Regions from separate parts of the Homo sapiens genome. Here region 1 is linked to region 2. Evidence: read pairs that join two places in POLR2A ChIA-PET (ENCODE). Cell type or tissue: MCF 10A. All regions are shown on one strand.

Evidence for each region. Peaks named below come from ENCODE experiments on the same cell type or tissue, not always from the same donor. Only the 100,000 strongest peaks of a DNase experiment are listed, where the experiment ranks them.
Region 1: POLR2A ChIA-PET joins it to region 2 with 10 read pairs; 3 of 35 experiments call an interaction of 5 or more read pairs at or near these places.

The regions. Positions count from the first base shown.
Region 1 is chr10:35,303,414-35,311,413 of GRCh38, forward strand. It overlaps LOC107984220 (a long non-coding RNA gene), which reads right to left and starts at 3,302. Exons shown (of 3, transcript XR_007062113.1): 1 at 2,916-3,302. It also overlaps a transcript of CCNY not described here. RefSeq lists a silencer at 1,404-1,463. In MCF 10A, no CTCF peak of the experiment used is centred here; DNase peaks (open chromatin) are centred at 3,698 and 4,098.
Region 2 is chr10:35,543,917-35,551,916 of GRCh38, forward strand. All of the region lies in intron 7 of CCNY (cyclin Y), which reads left to right. Among named protein-coding and RNA genes, the nearest start is that of GJD4, 57 kb to the right of the region's middle. In MCF 10A, a CTCF peak has its summit at 3,042; a DNase peak (open chromatin) is centred at 3,135.

The DNA.
Region 1 (8,000 bases), 240 kb before region 2:
AGGTGATCCTCCCGCCTCAGCCTCCCAGAGTGCTAGGATTACAGGCGAAAGACCATGTTTCTTAAAAAGAAAGAGGAAAGAAGCCCAGGCATGGTGGCTCGTGCCTGTAATCCCAGCACTTTGGGAGGCCGAGGTGGGCAGATCACCTGAGGTCGGGAGTTCGAGACCAGCCTGACCAACATGGAGAAACCCCATCTCTACTAAAAATACAAAATTAGCTGGATGTAGTGGTGCATGCCTGTAATCCCAGCTACTCAGGAGGCTGAGGCAGGAGAATCCCTTGGACCTGGGAGGCGGAGGTTGCGGTGAGCCGAGATCGTACCATTGCACTCCAGCCTGGGCGACAACAGCGAAACTCCGTCTCAAAAAAAAAAAAAAAAAAAAAAAGAGGGAAGGAAGGAAGGAAGGAAAGAAGGAAGGAAGGAAAGAAAGAAAGGTAGATCTATGTCAAATAGAAAAAAACCTAGTCTTTCAAATTTTCCTAATAGATTAAAAGACAAACAAGAGCACAGATTACGATGTGGGGAAAACACTAAGATCCACCACTCTTTATCCACCCATCACAGTCAGCCTGGAATTAGAGCTAATTAGGAAGAAAGGAAAGACCATTCCTGATACCTGCTGGGTGCTAGCCACATGCTCCAGTTTCTCCGTCTCCTGCACCCGTGAATGGGCTTCTGGAAAGCACCAACCCCTCTTCGTCTTTCAGTAGCTTTGCACCTCCTGCACATGGGGGAGCTCAGCATAGGTTTGCTCAGTTCAGGTGACAGGTAGGTTAGAAATGGATTGGGAAAGGTGTTGAAAGTAAGGCTGAGGAGGTTACAATTTATAATCTAATAAGAGCCGTTGTAAGATCTTGAAAAGGCTTTTTTCTCCTTTTATTTTTTTTTTTTTTTTATTTTTTATTTTTTTTTGAGACGGAGTCTCGCTCTGTCGCCCAGGCTGGAGTGCAGTGGCGGGATCTCGGCTCACTGCAAGCTCCGCCTCCCGGGTTCACGCCATTCTCCTGCCTCAGCCTCCCAAGTAGCTGGGACTACAGGCGCCCGCCACTACGCCCGGCTAATTTTTTTGTATTTTTAGTAGAGACGGGGTTTCACCGTTTTAGCCGGGATGGTCTCGATCTCTTGACCTCGTGATCCGCCCGCCTCGGCCTCCCAAAGTGCTGGGATTACAGGCGTGAGCCACCGCTCCCGGCCTTTTTTCTCCTTTTAATTAAAAGTGGTTTGGTTAGCATATTGCAGGTTTTCTCAGCCACAGTACTATTGGCATGTGGAGCTAGATCATTTTTGTTTTGGGGGGCTGTCCTGTGCCTTGTAGGATGTTTAGCAGAATCCCTAGCCTCTACCCACTACATGCCAGTGGCATCCCCTAGTTGCAACAACCAAAAATGTCTCCTGGGGGCATAATTGCCCAGGTTGAGAACCACTAGGGTGTTAGGGGGAGTGCTGAGCCTCAAGGCAGGGGAGATCAGAGGAAGAAGAGCCAAAAAACGTGGGTGGATGGAAGAGACACTAATTCAAGTGTGGTCTAAGAGTAGTGATTCTCATCACTGTTGCCGTGTTGCACAGTATTTAGGAGCCTAATATACAAGTGTCATGTAGTATTGAACTAAAAATCCACAGGAACAATTCATGAGGCATTCCCGTTTGTTTCTTTTGGAAAAATATAAAATCTGACATTGCTTGGAGAAAACCGGAGACAGACTTGTCAGGAAAAGGTTATGGCCACGTGTCCTTTTGCCCGAAGACATTTATCCTTTACGTAACTGGCAATACCAAAAGTAAGCGTGCTTTTTAATGAAAATTGTCATTTTATGGTTACAAAGCTTTCGGTTTATTGTACAAGAGAAAAATTTCCTACAGTTAATGCTCTAATTCCCCCCTGCTAAGGAGTAAATTGTAAAAATACATGCTGTTACTCTTTGAAATGTGGAGTGATGTTCCTTCAAGTCTAGAGGATGCTGCATGAAATCAGCTTCAAGACAGGCTTGAGGTGACAAGAACATGAAATATATATTACATGCAAACACTTTGGTTTTGGAAATCTGCATGTTTATTCCAATGGCATCAGCTGATACTGTGTTCACTGTAACCTAGTAATGTCACAGCAGCATCTGGGGGCATATAATTGTGTCAGAGCTGCTGTTTACCCAGTTAAATGAGACAGAGATTAGGTAAGGTTTGTGCTACTTATCGTTCATTGCCATGGCTTCATCTTCCTAATCCTCCTTATTTTTACCCCTGCAAGAAAGAACAGTTCTAATATCTTCTTGTTTCTGAGTATTGATGATTGGGTTATGTGGATACTTCTGGGTAGATGTCCATTTGGAAAAGATGCTTGCTGAGTGCCCTTTGTACTGACAATGGTGGAAGAAATTTCCTGATTGGGATCTGGCTCTTGATATATGATCCTTAGAGGTAATGTCCCTGTGGATGGTGCTGCCAGTCTGACCCCTTGTAAGACTTCACAGATATGCTTGGGATCATTAGAGTGGGTTTCATTTCTATCACAGAAGGAGTTGATATAAGGTGCAGGAAATCTACTCCTATTTTCCAAAGTTAGTTTCCAGTACAGTAACACATCCTGTGTAATTTTTTACTTAAAATTCATGTTTCATATGCCATTTTTTTTCTTTATGAGAGACAGAGTCTCACTCTGTTGCCCAGCCTGGAGTGCAGTGGTGCAATCTCGGCTCACTGCAGCCTCTGCCTCTCAGGTTTAAGTGATTCTCCTGCCTCAGCCTCCTGAGTAGCTGGGATTACAGGCACACGCCACTACACCTGGTTAATTTTTGGATTTTTAGTAGAGACAGGGTTTCACCATGTTGGCCAGGTTGGTCTTGAACTCCTGACCTCAAGTGATCCACCTGCCTCAGCCTCCCAAAGTGCTGGGATTACAGGCGTGAGCCACCATACCTGGCCAACCATCTTGGATTTGTCATTCAGCACAGCATGGAAGTTGGCGCCAGGCATCTTGCTTCTTTGTACAATATTTCCATTTCCTGAGATCATGCCACTTGAGGGAGGCCTGCCTGGGTTTCCACCAGCTCCTTCCCTGGCTTTCGGTCCATTCCAGCTTCTCCGAACAGAACTCTGTCCCTGCTTGGGGGACCAAGAAGGCACAAGGGCAAACCCACACATGAATGAAGTTTGTGGGTCATTTAGCATGAAGCAAGCATCATGGCAGAAGCTGTTTGGGAAGAGCTGGTCTTTCTGGTACTCCCCGGTCTGTTCACTGTCCTCACCCCTTCTCCCACATGCCCTCTCCCCTTCTCCCACATGCCCTCTCCCCTCCTTCTCCTTTTCTTTCTTTCCTCCTTCATTTTCTACATGACATAACAACCTTCAGGTAGCAAAACATCTGCTAGGAGTCATCCTGGCTTTTGTGTGTAAATCTGGTTTTTAGGACGCTCTTTAAAGAAAGTTTTATCTTAGGGGGCCAGGAGGATGGCAGGAGTGCTGTCAAATAGCCTCAGAGCAATATGTCCAGGAGCCCAGGCATCTGCTAGAAAAGCACGTGTAGCTGCAAAGATAAGGGTTTCTATCAGTCAGGGAATCAGTAAGTTCTCTCCTACTCACCTGAGGGCGTGCAGTCCCGCACCCTAGGAAGCAGTACACGGCAACATACCTTGCTGCTGGGCTGGGCTGCAGTGCTTCAGTGCTGCTGCTCACTAACCTTGTGCCCTCGGGTAACACGCTGGCAACCTGGGCCTCTGCTTCCTGATTCATAACTCAGGGATGACGACAGCAAGCTCCCTCATCAGGCTGTGGTGCGGGTTAAGCGAGTTTATAAATTGAAAATGCTAGCTCATAGTCCACATTCAAGAAATGTCAGCTGTAATAATATCATTATCCTTGTCCTCAAGGAACTTGAAAACTAGTTAGACAGATGGAACATCTGTGAAAGAATTACAAAAAAGAGTCAGCCCAGGTGTGGCGGCTCACGCGCATAAACGCCATGGAGTTTAAAGAAGAATGAAATGTTTCAGCATCTGAGCTATCAGATAATGTTAGCAGAGGACGGAGATTATGTTAGAGCTTGCAAGTTGTTAAGCCAACAAACATTAAGCACCTATTCCTGTGACTCACTCACCCAACTGGGTGTTTGCCATATGACTCTGATTTTGCCAATCACGTTTTGCTAATCCTAAAACGAGGCACAATTCAGATCTTTATGCTAGGTACTGGGCTAAATAACCTTCCATGCATGATGCCATTTTCATCCTTTCAACAACCCCGAAATAAGGTTATATGTATATATATATATACGTGTATATCTACACGTGTATATATGTATATATATACACACACACATATATGTATATATATACATATTGATGTGTATATATGTGTGTGTGTGTGTGTGTGTGTGTGTGTGTGTGTGTGTGTATATATATATATATATATTTTTTTTTTTTTTTCTGAGATGGAGTCTTGCTCTGCTGCCCAGGCTGGAATGCAATGGCGCAATCTTGGCTCACTGCAACCTCCGCCTCCCGGGTTCAAGTGATTCTCCTGCCTCAGCCTCCTGACTAGCTGGGATTACAGGCGACCACCATCACGTCCAGCTAATTTTTGTATTTTAGTAGACACGGGGTTTCACGATGTTGGGCAGGCTGGTCTGGTACTCCTGACCTCAAGTGATCCACCCGCCTCGGCCTCCCAAAGTGCTGGGATTACAGGCATAAGCCACCGTGCCCGGCCGAGGTAGTAATAATTTTATGGATAAAGAAATTGAGGTTTTGGAGCTGTTAGTTTGTCTAAGATCAAAGCACTAACACATGGCAGAGCTTAGAATGGAGCAGGATCACAGATTGCCTGATGGCAGAGCACGCAAAAGAGGAGGAGGTGGGAGGCTGGGCACAGTGGCTCATGCATGCCTGTGATCCCAGCACTTTGGGAGGCCAAAGTGGGAGGATCGCCTGAGCCCAGGAGTTCAAGACCAGCTTGAGCAACACAGTGAGACTCCATCTCAACTAAAAAGTAAAAAACAGCTGGGCATGGTAATGTGCACCTGTAGTCCTGGCTACTTGGGAGGCTGAGGTGGGAGGATCACTTGAGCCTGAGAGTTTGAGGCTGCAGTGAGTTATGATCCTGTCACTGCACTCCAGCCTGCGTGACAGAGTGAGCCCATGGGGAGGAGGGAAGAGGATGTGTGAGGTGTGACAGTCTGGACAGAGAGGGAGCCTGGAAGAGGTGTGGAGGGCAGGGACCCAATGAAGCCAATATTCTAGTGGGAACAGGGCATCTGTGGGGGAGCCTGAGTGACATATATAATGTGAGACTAATGGGCTACCGGCAGATAAGAGCTCATTTCAGCTTGAGAGAAGGCAGCCAGACAAAAGGAAGTAGCAGCCATGCGGATGTGACCTGGTGAGGGCTCAGAGTCGGGGCAAAAAGAACAAAAAGGAAACAGTGAAGTCTAGGGGACCCCTGGAAGGCAATATTGACAGGTGTCTGTGACAGCTTGGATGACGATGGTCAATTAGAGAGGGAGGGTGAGAGTGATCTCAGAGTCCTTGCCTCAGCAGTCCTGAAAATAGTGATCTTCAACCAGGCCAGGAAAACAGGGAAGGTGGGTGGGAAAGGAGGTGTTGTTTTACACACATTAAGCTTAGGGGAATGTGTGGGAATCTTGTAAACATTTGGACAGACAGAGACTGGGGTATATGGGGGAGTCCAAGCCTGGAGACAAAGATTTGAGAATCAGCCATGCAGAGGGAAAGGCTACATCTGCAAGGCAGTGGCTCACGGCTAAAGTAAGGAAAAGTGGCCACAAAGGGAAAAAGAGTGGTTTGGATGGTTACAGGAAAATCAGGAAAACAGAAACAGTGTCTCAAGGAAGAATGGCCCTCCACATGAGATAGGTCAGCAATCACTCAGGTCCTGTGAGGAAGCACACTCGGACTCAGTGGACTGTGAGGGTGGAGGAATTCCCCACCTGCCTCTGGGTGATGGAGAATCTACCTGGGAGGCTTGTGGATGACAGGTGGAGAGGAAGAGCAGTGGGTTTTTTGTTTTTCTTTTTCAGAGACAGAATCTGGGTGTCACCCGGGCTGAAGTGCAGTGGCACCATCAAAGCTCTCTGCAGCCTCGAACTCCTGGGCTCAAGATACTTCTGCCTCACTCTCCCAAGTAGCTGGGACTGCAGGCACACACCACCATACCCAGCTAATTTTTGAATTTTCTGTAGAGATGAGGTCTCACTATGTTGCTTAGGCTGGTCTCGAACTCCTCGGCTCAAGTGATTCTCCTGTCTCAGCCTCCCAAAGTGATGAGATTGCAGGCATGAGCCACTGTGCCCAACCTCCAAGTCTTTGTTAAAAACTAATTTTTTATTGATACATGATAGTTATACATATTTCTGGAGTACATGTGTTATTTACTTATTTATTTATTTATTTAGAGACAGAGTCTCGCTCTGTCGCCCAGGCTGGAGTGCAGTGGTGCAATCTCCACTCACTTGCAAGCTCCACCTCCCAGGTTCACGCCATTCTCCTGCCTCAGCCTTCCGAGTAGCTGGGACTGCAGACGCCCGCCACCATGCCCAGCTAATTTTTTGTATTTTCAGTAGAGGCAGGGTTTCACCATGTTAGCCAGGATGGTCTCGATCTCCTGACCTTCTGATCCGCCCGCCTCAGCCTCCCAAAGTGCTGGGATTACAGGCACGAGCCACTGCACCCAGCTGGGAACCACCATTCTTTTCTCTAACTCCATGAGATCAACTGTTTCAAGTTTCCTACATATTAGAGAGATCATGTGGTATTTGTCTTTCTGTGCCTGGCTTATTTCATTTCACATAATGTCCTCCAGGTCAACTCATGTTGCTGCAAATGACAGGATTTCATCTTTTATGGCTGAATAATAGTCCATCATGTATATGTACCATATTTTCTTTATCCATTCATTTGCTGATAGGCACTGGGGTTGATATTTTGGCTGTTGTGAATTGTGCTCCAATAAACATACAAGTACAGTACCTCTTTGATATGCGTCTTTCTTTTGGATATATACTAGCAGTGGGCTTGCTAGATCAAAGGTAGTTTTGATTTGTAGTTTTTTGAGGAACTTTCATATGGTTTCCATGGCTGTATTAACTCACATTCTCACCAACAGTGTATATCCCCTTTCCCTGTATCCTCACCAAGATTTGTTATTTTTTGTCTTTTTGACAATAGCCATTGTAACTGGGGTGCAATATCTCACTGTAGTTTTGCTTTGCATTTTGCTGATGATGAGTGATGCTGAGCATTTTTCATACAACTGTTGGTCATTTGTGTGTCTTCTCCAAGCTTTTTTGATTGCTTAGCCTTTGTAGTGTGATTACTTTTTGAGCAGTCTTAATATATGTATAGTTTTAAATTATACATACACACTACTATGATTAGCTAACATCTTAAGTTATATTATTCACCAGGGCGAGTTCACTATTAAAAACAGAGGATTGGCCGGGAATCGTGGCTCACGCCTGTAATCCTAGTACTTTGGGAGGCCAAGGTGGGAGGATTGCGTGAGTCCAGGAGTTCAAGACCAGCCTGGGCAACATGGTGAAACCCTGTCTCAACAAAACAAAACAAAACAAAACAAAACAAAACAAAACAAAACAAAACAAGAGGATTGGAAGGCACAGTGACTCATGCCTATCATCCCAACACTTTGGGAGGCTGAGGCAGGAGGATTGCTTGAGGCCAGGAGTTGGAAACCAGGCTGGTCAACATAGCCAGATCCTGTCTCTACAAAAGCAAAATAATTAAAGTTAGCTAGACACGGTGGTGCATTCCTGTAGTCCCAGCTACTTGAGAGGCTGAGGCAGGAGGATCCTTGGAGCCCAGGAGTTCGAGGCTGCAGTGAGCTATGATTGTACCACTGCACTCCAGCCTGGGCCACAGAGCAAGACCCTGTCTCAATTAACAACAACAACAAAAAAATACAGGATATAATTTTATATTTCAAATGTTCTTGATAATTAAAAAATTATTTTTGGTTGAGCACAGTGGCCCA
Region 2 (8,000 bases):
AAGTTTAGAAATTAAAAACTAACTTAAATATAAAATAGCTTGTAGAATAAGGATATAAAGAGAGAAAATATTTTTGTACAGCTGTATGATGTATGTTTTTACCTAAGTGTTATTACAAGAGTCCAAAGTTTAAAAAATTTTTAAAGTTTATAAAGTTATAGTAAGCTAAGTTTAATTTATTATTACAGAAAATCTTTTTCATAAATTTAATAGAGCCTAAATGTACAGCATTTATCAAGTCCACAGTAGTGTACAGTAATGCCCTAGGATTCACACTCACTCACCACTCACTCACTTATCCAGAACAACTTCCAGTCCTGCAGGCTCCATTTACTGTAAGTGCCCTGTACAGGTGGACCATTTTTATCTTCAATACCATATTTTTATGGTGCTTTTTCTTTGTTTAGATATATTTAGATACACAAATACTCATCATTGTGTTCCAGTTACCAACAATATTCAGTACAGTCATGTGCTATACAGGTTTGCAGTCTTGGAGCAATAGGTCATACCACATAGCCTAGGTTAATAGTAGGCCGTAGCACCTGCTTTTGTGTAAGTGCACTCTATGGTATTCCCACAAGGATTGAATTGCCTAATGAAGCATTTTTCAGAATGTACCCATTGTTAAATGACGTATGACTATACTTCCAAGATGTTGTCCACCAGCAAAGCCCATTAGAGACAGCACCCAAGGTTTGTGTTGAGTGTTGGTTACGCAGACATCCTCTGTTTAGCACATATCAAAATTCCAGAGTCCCAGAAGGAAAGCAGGCTCAGCATAAACCACCTTGTTTGTACACCTTGTGTGCATAGTGAGCTGCTCTTACCTGTCCTGGGAATGCTAGGAGCCCTCCTGAAATGGACACTCTTCAAATGCCAACTGAGGTCAGCCCCAGAAGCAGCCTGTTCTGAGCATGGCAGTCTCAGGCTTGCTGTGTTCACTCTTTGCTGCACACTGTGCTGTTTTGTTCTTTCTCTTCTGCTTATATACATTTTTAGGTAGATGATCAGGATCATTTCCTGGGCTGCAAAGGCCTCCTTTTAGAGGGCAGAGGGGGTTGTTACTGATGGCAAATGCTAAGCAAGCATGTGTTCATGTGTGTGCACGCATGTACACTCAGTAACATTTGAAAATCACAACATGACTAATCCTTGCCATGTAGAAATGAGGGGCTGGGGCCTTCCAGTGTTCAAAGAAACCCAGACTTATTTTTGAACGTTCCCTGTTGTTAGCTGAGATTTTTAAAAGAAATCTCCAAGCCAAACGAAACCTGTCTGTGAGCTACTCCCGGACTGTGGATTGCCAGCTTTGCTTCAGGTGGGAGGGAGCCGTCAAGGTCTTTAGACAGATATTCTGTTAATTCCCTGGGGCTGCCAGAACAATGTACTGCACACTGGGTGGCTTCAACACCAGAACTTCATTGTCTCCCAGTCCTGGAGGCCAGAAGTCCGAAATCAAGGCACTGGCCGGGTTAGTTCCAAGGGCTGTGAGGGAAGGTTCTGCTCCAGGCCTCTCTCTGACGTATTACAATGTGTGGGTGCCCAGCCTCATGCTCACGCAGCGTTCTCCTGTGTGCATGTCTGTCTCCAAGTTTCCCCTTTATGTAAGGGCCCCAATCATATTGTGTTAGGTCCTGCCCTAATGACCTCGTTTTAACTCCACTACATCTGTAAAGGCCTTGTCTCCAAATAAGGCCTTATTCTGAGGCACTTGGGGTTAGGACTTCAACATATGCATTTTGGAAGAGGGGACACACTGTAACCCATATCCACAGGATACCAACAGAATCGTGTAAGATTTGTATTAAGATCTCTCCAGGGATACCAGCAAGGAGGTTATTGCTGTAGTTTAGGGTAAAGATTATACTTTATATTAATTTATTAACCTATATTAATAATATAAATGTGTATTCCAGGCTATTGGAAAATCTTCCAGCATCAGGTACAAAAAAGAATCCAAATGTGAAACTGGCAGAAATTTTATAAACAGAAAATAATAATTACTTTTTTAAATTATTTTTGTTGGCCATAAAAGTGATAATTTATGGAGCATTGCTGAATACAGGGAGTTTAGGTAGCTACCCCCATTCCCTCAAAATAGTATGTTTATGAGACAGCACTCTGGAATTAGGGTGTAATTGAGAATGGAGTGAAGCTACCAACTCACTTCACAGTCTTCACCCGTATGATTTCAACCTCAGCCGTATTGGAACATGCTCTAATCATCCAAACCAAACAGCTGAAAGACGGCAGATTTAAAGTCCAGAAAGAAATTATATCTGGTACAGATTCAGACAATTAACCGGCCTAGTATTACTCTTTAAAATTGGATTGGAATAATTTCAGCATCATTGGGATCTCATTTGCATATATCCTCAATTCCACAAGTTTTATCCCCTCCAAATGCCTCTGAACAGCTTTGTGATGTGCAGTCAGCTGATGCCTCTTTGTAGCTCCATAGTTGCTCATTAACCTGTGGTTTCCAGAGAGACTTCTTAGGATAGTCATTCTCATGAATTAAATCTGAAAACTTAACTGAGTAAGAGTGACCTGTTAGCAATGGTCGTGGGATATTGTTTAGAAAAATCAACCGTGTATTATTTTACTTGGCAGAGAGTTAAAATATCCAAGTGGGAGTTTACTAAAGAAGTTGCAGCTGACCCTTGACTATAGTTTTATTGGCAAGTTTTGCTAAATTACATATTTTTAAGTCTAGCTTACCATGAATGCCTTATCTCCCAATATAGCAACTGCTTTCCCTCTGTTACAGGATGTATTGTGTTGTCTGATTGCTTCAGTTAGCCGTAATGGAATATCACACCTGGTTCATGACTGTTTGTTTTTTTCCCAAACATTAAGTATTCTCTTAAATATTACTAATATAGTTATTAATATTCATCAACTAAGGTAAGTTAAAAGTCAGAAGAAAACATAGTCAGCTTTTTGTATTGAGCCAGTGAGCACTGACCTCTGCGGAGAGCTTGGGAGGTTGCAGCGCCTCATGTCTGTAAAGGAGTGGAATCTCTGGGATCTGGGTGAAGATTGAGTCACAGTCTTCTTTTTCTGCTGCTTTAATGATCTGGAGGTTTACTTAGGCCCAGTCCCTGTTTTCTGCTCTCAGCACAGTGGTATTGCACATTTTCTGGTTGTCTCTTTGTTGGAGAGTAAGAGGATTTGTCATCAGCCTTTGTAAAATACGCAGCCTGGGGCCCTAAGATCAGTGCCAGCTAGAATTCCACTGAGCCTCACCTAGATCTTTATCTGAAGAGTTACGATGTTCACACAGAGGACAATTATGATCTAAAACATTAGCTTATTCTTTCTGTTCAAACTTAATATAATAAATGCCGTTAAAAATGAAAATCTCCAAAAATTGATAAGGTTATTCAGCTCTCTTGAGTGACTTTCTTTTTTCCACCAACAGTTGTCACACTCAAATGCTATTGTTGAGTGAAGGACCCTTGGAAACCCCCACAAAGGCCTTTCCAGTGCAGTTACAATGCCGTGCTTCATGACTTCCTGGGCCTTATTTGAAGGTCTCTTTGGCTTCCCGTGTGCCCATAGCTGCCTCCTCTGAACTTTGTTGTTCACCACTGCACCTGTCTCACAAGCCAAGGACTCAGTTTCCCTTAATTCACTACACCTTGTCGATGCAGTTCTCTTTCCTGAATGCCATTATTTGTGGTCGTTTTACTAGCGAATCACTCGTATGTAGTCCCGCTGACTTCCTTTGGGCTGGAAATCTGCCCTTTCATAGCTCTTTCAAGAGCCTGCCGGAGCCCTGTGTGGATGCGGTCCCTTGTCGTCCCTGCAGGACCCCATATGCCCATGATGCATTCAGGGAGCACGCTCTGCCGGCCCCTGGGCTAGATGCTGCACATACTGGGGATGAGATGAGGGTTTATCCAGGCTTCCTATCCAGGGAAGAGGCCCTTACACTACTGAGATAAATGCAGCATTGGGAGCAAGCAGAGGGTCACCCAACTAATTTGGGAAGGTCAAGGTGGTCTTTCCCTGTAATGGTTTTCCATTTTATTATCAGTATACTTAGAACCTCTTACTACAGCTTATTGGCTATTTGCCTTTGGGATTTGAAACATGTTACTCCACTTGACCCATGAACAACTCCAGGGTTAGAGGCATGGAACCCTGCACAGTTGAAAATCCACATGTAACTTTTGACCCCCCAAAACTTAATAGCCTACTGTTGACTGAAAGCCTTACCTGTAACATAAACATTTGATTATTATTTATTTTTCGTGTTATATGTATGCTATACTGTATTCTTACAATGAAGTAAGCCAGAGAAAAGAAAATGTTAAGAAAATAAGGACAAATATATATATACATAAATATAAATATATATATTTATGTATATATATATATATATATTTTATGAGACGGAATCTCGCTGTGTCACCCAGGCTGGAGTGCAGTTTCACGATCTTGGCTCACTGCAGCCTCCGCCTCCCGGGTTCAAGCAGTTCTCCTGCCTCAGCCTCCCAAATAGCTGGGATCACAGGCGCGTACACCATGCCCAGCTAATTTTTGTATTTTTAGTAGAGACGGGGTTTCACCATGTTGGCCAGGATGGTCTCGATCTCCTGACCTTGTGATCTGCCCACCTTGGCCTCCCGACGTGCTGGGATTACAGGCTTGAGCCACCGCACCCAGCCAAGAAAATATATTTCCCATTCATTAAGTGGAAGTGGATCATCATAAAGGTTGTCATCCTGGTTGTTTTCGCGTTGAGTAGGCTGAGGAGGGGAGGAGGGGTTGGTCTTGCTGCCTCTGGGGCTGTGGAAGCGAAAGAGGTGGAGAAGGTGGAAGGGAGGCAGGAGAGGCAGGTGCATTCGGTGTAACTGTTACCGAAAAAATCTGCGTATTAGTGGATCCACACAGCTCGAACCTGTGTTGTTCAGGGGTTAACCGTACTTTCTTTTTAGGATTTTTACTTTGTCTTCAGTACAGTGCCCTGATCCATTCTAAGGAACATCTGATAAGCCATAAAAATCCAGGTTTTTAAGATTTAAAAAACTGCTGTTTCATTAGTAAAGCACTGAACACAGAAAAGTAATCTGAACACAGAACAATAATCTTTTTAAGCAAGAAACCATTAGTCATGGATGTTTTCATTCAGCAAACAGTTGGGTGCCAACTCCGTGCCCCTCACCACCCACCCCACCCCCCCCCGCCCCTCATCATGCCAAACCCCTTCTCTCGAAGAGGCAGAGAAGAGTCTGACCTGCCCCTCCCCACCTCACCAGTTTCTCAGGGGCTTCACAACTGCACCTGGCAAAATAAGCCACAAGGAAGCTTCTGGTTGCTTTGGGGAGCATTAGACCCTCTCACTCTGACTGTGGTTTAGGGATGAGGGGTGGGGGGTTCTGCAGAGTAGCTGGTCAAGCCACGTGACCCTATGCTGTATGTGACCCTGTGCTGCTCATGGCTTATGACCCTACAGTGCTCGTGACCCTGTGCTCCTCATGGCCCATGACCCTACAGTGCTCGTGACCCTGCGCTGCTCATGACACATGACCCTACAGTGCTCGTGACCCTGTGCTGCTCATGGCCCATGACCCTACAGTGCTCGTGACCCTGCGCTGCTCATGGCCCATGACCCTACAGTGCTCGTGACCCTGCGCTGCTCATGACACATGACCCTACAGTGCTCATGACCCTGCGCTGCTCATGACACATGACCCTACAGTGCTCGTGACCCTGCGCTGCTCATGGCCCATGACCCTACACTGTTCGTGACCCTGCGCTGCTCATGGTCCGTGACCCTACACTGCTTGTGACCCTGCGCTGCTCATGGCCCATGACCCTACAGTGCTCGTGACCCTGCGCTGCTCATGACACATGACCCTACAGTGCTCGTGACCCTGCGCTGCTCATGGCCCATGACCCTACACTGCTCGTGACCCTGCGCTGCTCATGACACATGACCCTACAGTGCTCGTGACCCTGCGCTGCTCATGACACATGACCCTACAGTGCTCGTGACCCTGCGCTGCTCATGACACATGACCCTACAGTGCTCGTGACCCTGCGCTGCTCATGGCCCATGACCCTACACTGCTTGTGACCCTGCGCTGCTCATGACACATGACCCTACAGTGCTCGTGACCCTGCGCTGCTCATGACACATGACCCTACAGTGCTCGTGACCCTGCGCTGCTCATGGCCCATGACCCTACACTGCTTGTGACCCTGCGCTGCTCATGACACATGACCCTACAGTGCTCGTGACCCTGCGCTGCTCATGACACATGACCCTACAGTGCTCGTGACCCTGCACTGCTCATGGCCCATGACCCTACACTGTTCATGACCCTGTGCTGCTCATAGTCCGTGACCCTACAGTGCTTGTGACCCTGCACTGCTCATGGCCCATGACCCTACACTGCTCATGACACTGTGTTGCTTATGGCTCATGACCTTACACTGCTCATGACCCTGTGCTGCTTGCTGATGGTCTTTTTATCCTTAATCTGCCCGGAGTTTTGCTTCCATTAAGGATTGTTCTCCGTCCCCCTCTTCTGCCCTGTCTTCCCTCCCCACTCCTTTTGTCCCTCTACCCTTACTCCCTTGCCCTTCTCTCCCTGGCCTCCCTGCTGAATCCCCCATGCCTGCTGCTTCTCCTGCCCCTCCACCTGCACAGTCACTGCCTCTAGAGTCCTTGCTCGTCCAATTTAATGTTTTCTTGTGCAAGAGGACACTTCAGTTTCCTTCTCAAATGCCCCATATGTTGTAAGCCTAGTTTAGGCACTTGCAAACACAGCTTTGCCTTAGAAGTTCTTTTCCAAACTATTACAAGACTCAAACAAGAGCACCACATACCAGGTTTTACTCCCCCCTCTTCTTTGTTACCCCTTCATCCTGTCTCCAGCCTTAAAATGGAAGGGGCCCTCCAGTCTCAGGACCAGCCCCTCCTTTTCTTAGTTCTTAAGCCTCCCCCAGGTCCCTTGCCCCTGGCTTTGCTCTGTCTGCCTGTCACAGACTCTCAAACTGGCACCCCAGTTTGAGCTCCAGACCTGCATGTTCACTACTTATGTGGCATCCGCTGGGACATTTCAAGACAGAAAGCGTCCAGAGTCAGGCCTGTGATCTTTTACCAACCTCTTCCTCCCCAGTGCACCCTGTCCCAGAGAACACACCTACCTAGCTGTGCAAGCCGGGAGCTGGGGGTCTTCCAGAGCAGCCCACCTTCTGTGATCGTTGGGTCCCCTTTACAGGCCTTGTGCATTCGCATCCCGTAAGAGACCTCTCCCAATCAGTGTTAATTACCCTTTTTCTCAAGAACTTCCTAAAGTTCAGCCGCCTCCTCAAAGACATCCTAATGAAGTAACAAGTGTGAATTCTTCCTTTTCTTAAAAAACAAAACAAAACAAAAAACCTTTCCCATTCCATTTGGGAGTGTTGGTATCATTTAACTGAAAATAATCTGTATTTTATTTATGTGTAAACATTTTCCTTTCCACATGTACCTTTTTGCGTTTTGTAATATTTAAGACTTTATGGACATTATATACTGTGAATAATTATAACATTAATGGGTTTTATCTGCAAGTTCTTAAAAATAGCATGGATGGTGTCTGTTTAATTTTGTTTTTTTTTCTGTTACATTTTCACTTTGCAAATGCATTTGATAAAAACTGTAGTAGTAATTTCATAGTTCAGAGAAGTGTAAGACGTACTATCAATAATAAACAGAGTTCTACTATGGGAAACTAAAAAAGACATTCTTACCTCGTGGCCCAACTTAATGGGCTTTGTAGATATTTCTGATGTCTGTCTTCAACCTAAACTCTGTCAGTTTAGAAATCCTGTATTACTTGGTTTTATTTTCCAATCATTTTAATGATTTAAAAATAGGTATATAAAATCCTAATCGCAGTGATATACGACTTCACACACATTAGGATGACTATTACCAAAACAAAACAGAAAATAAGAAATGTTAGGGAGGATGTGGAGAAATTGGAATCCTTGTG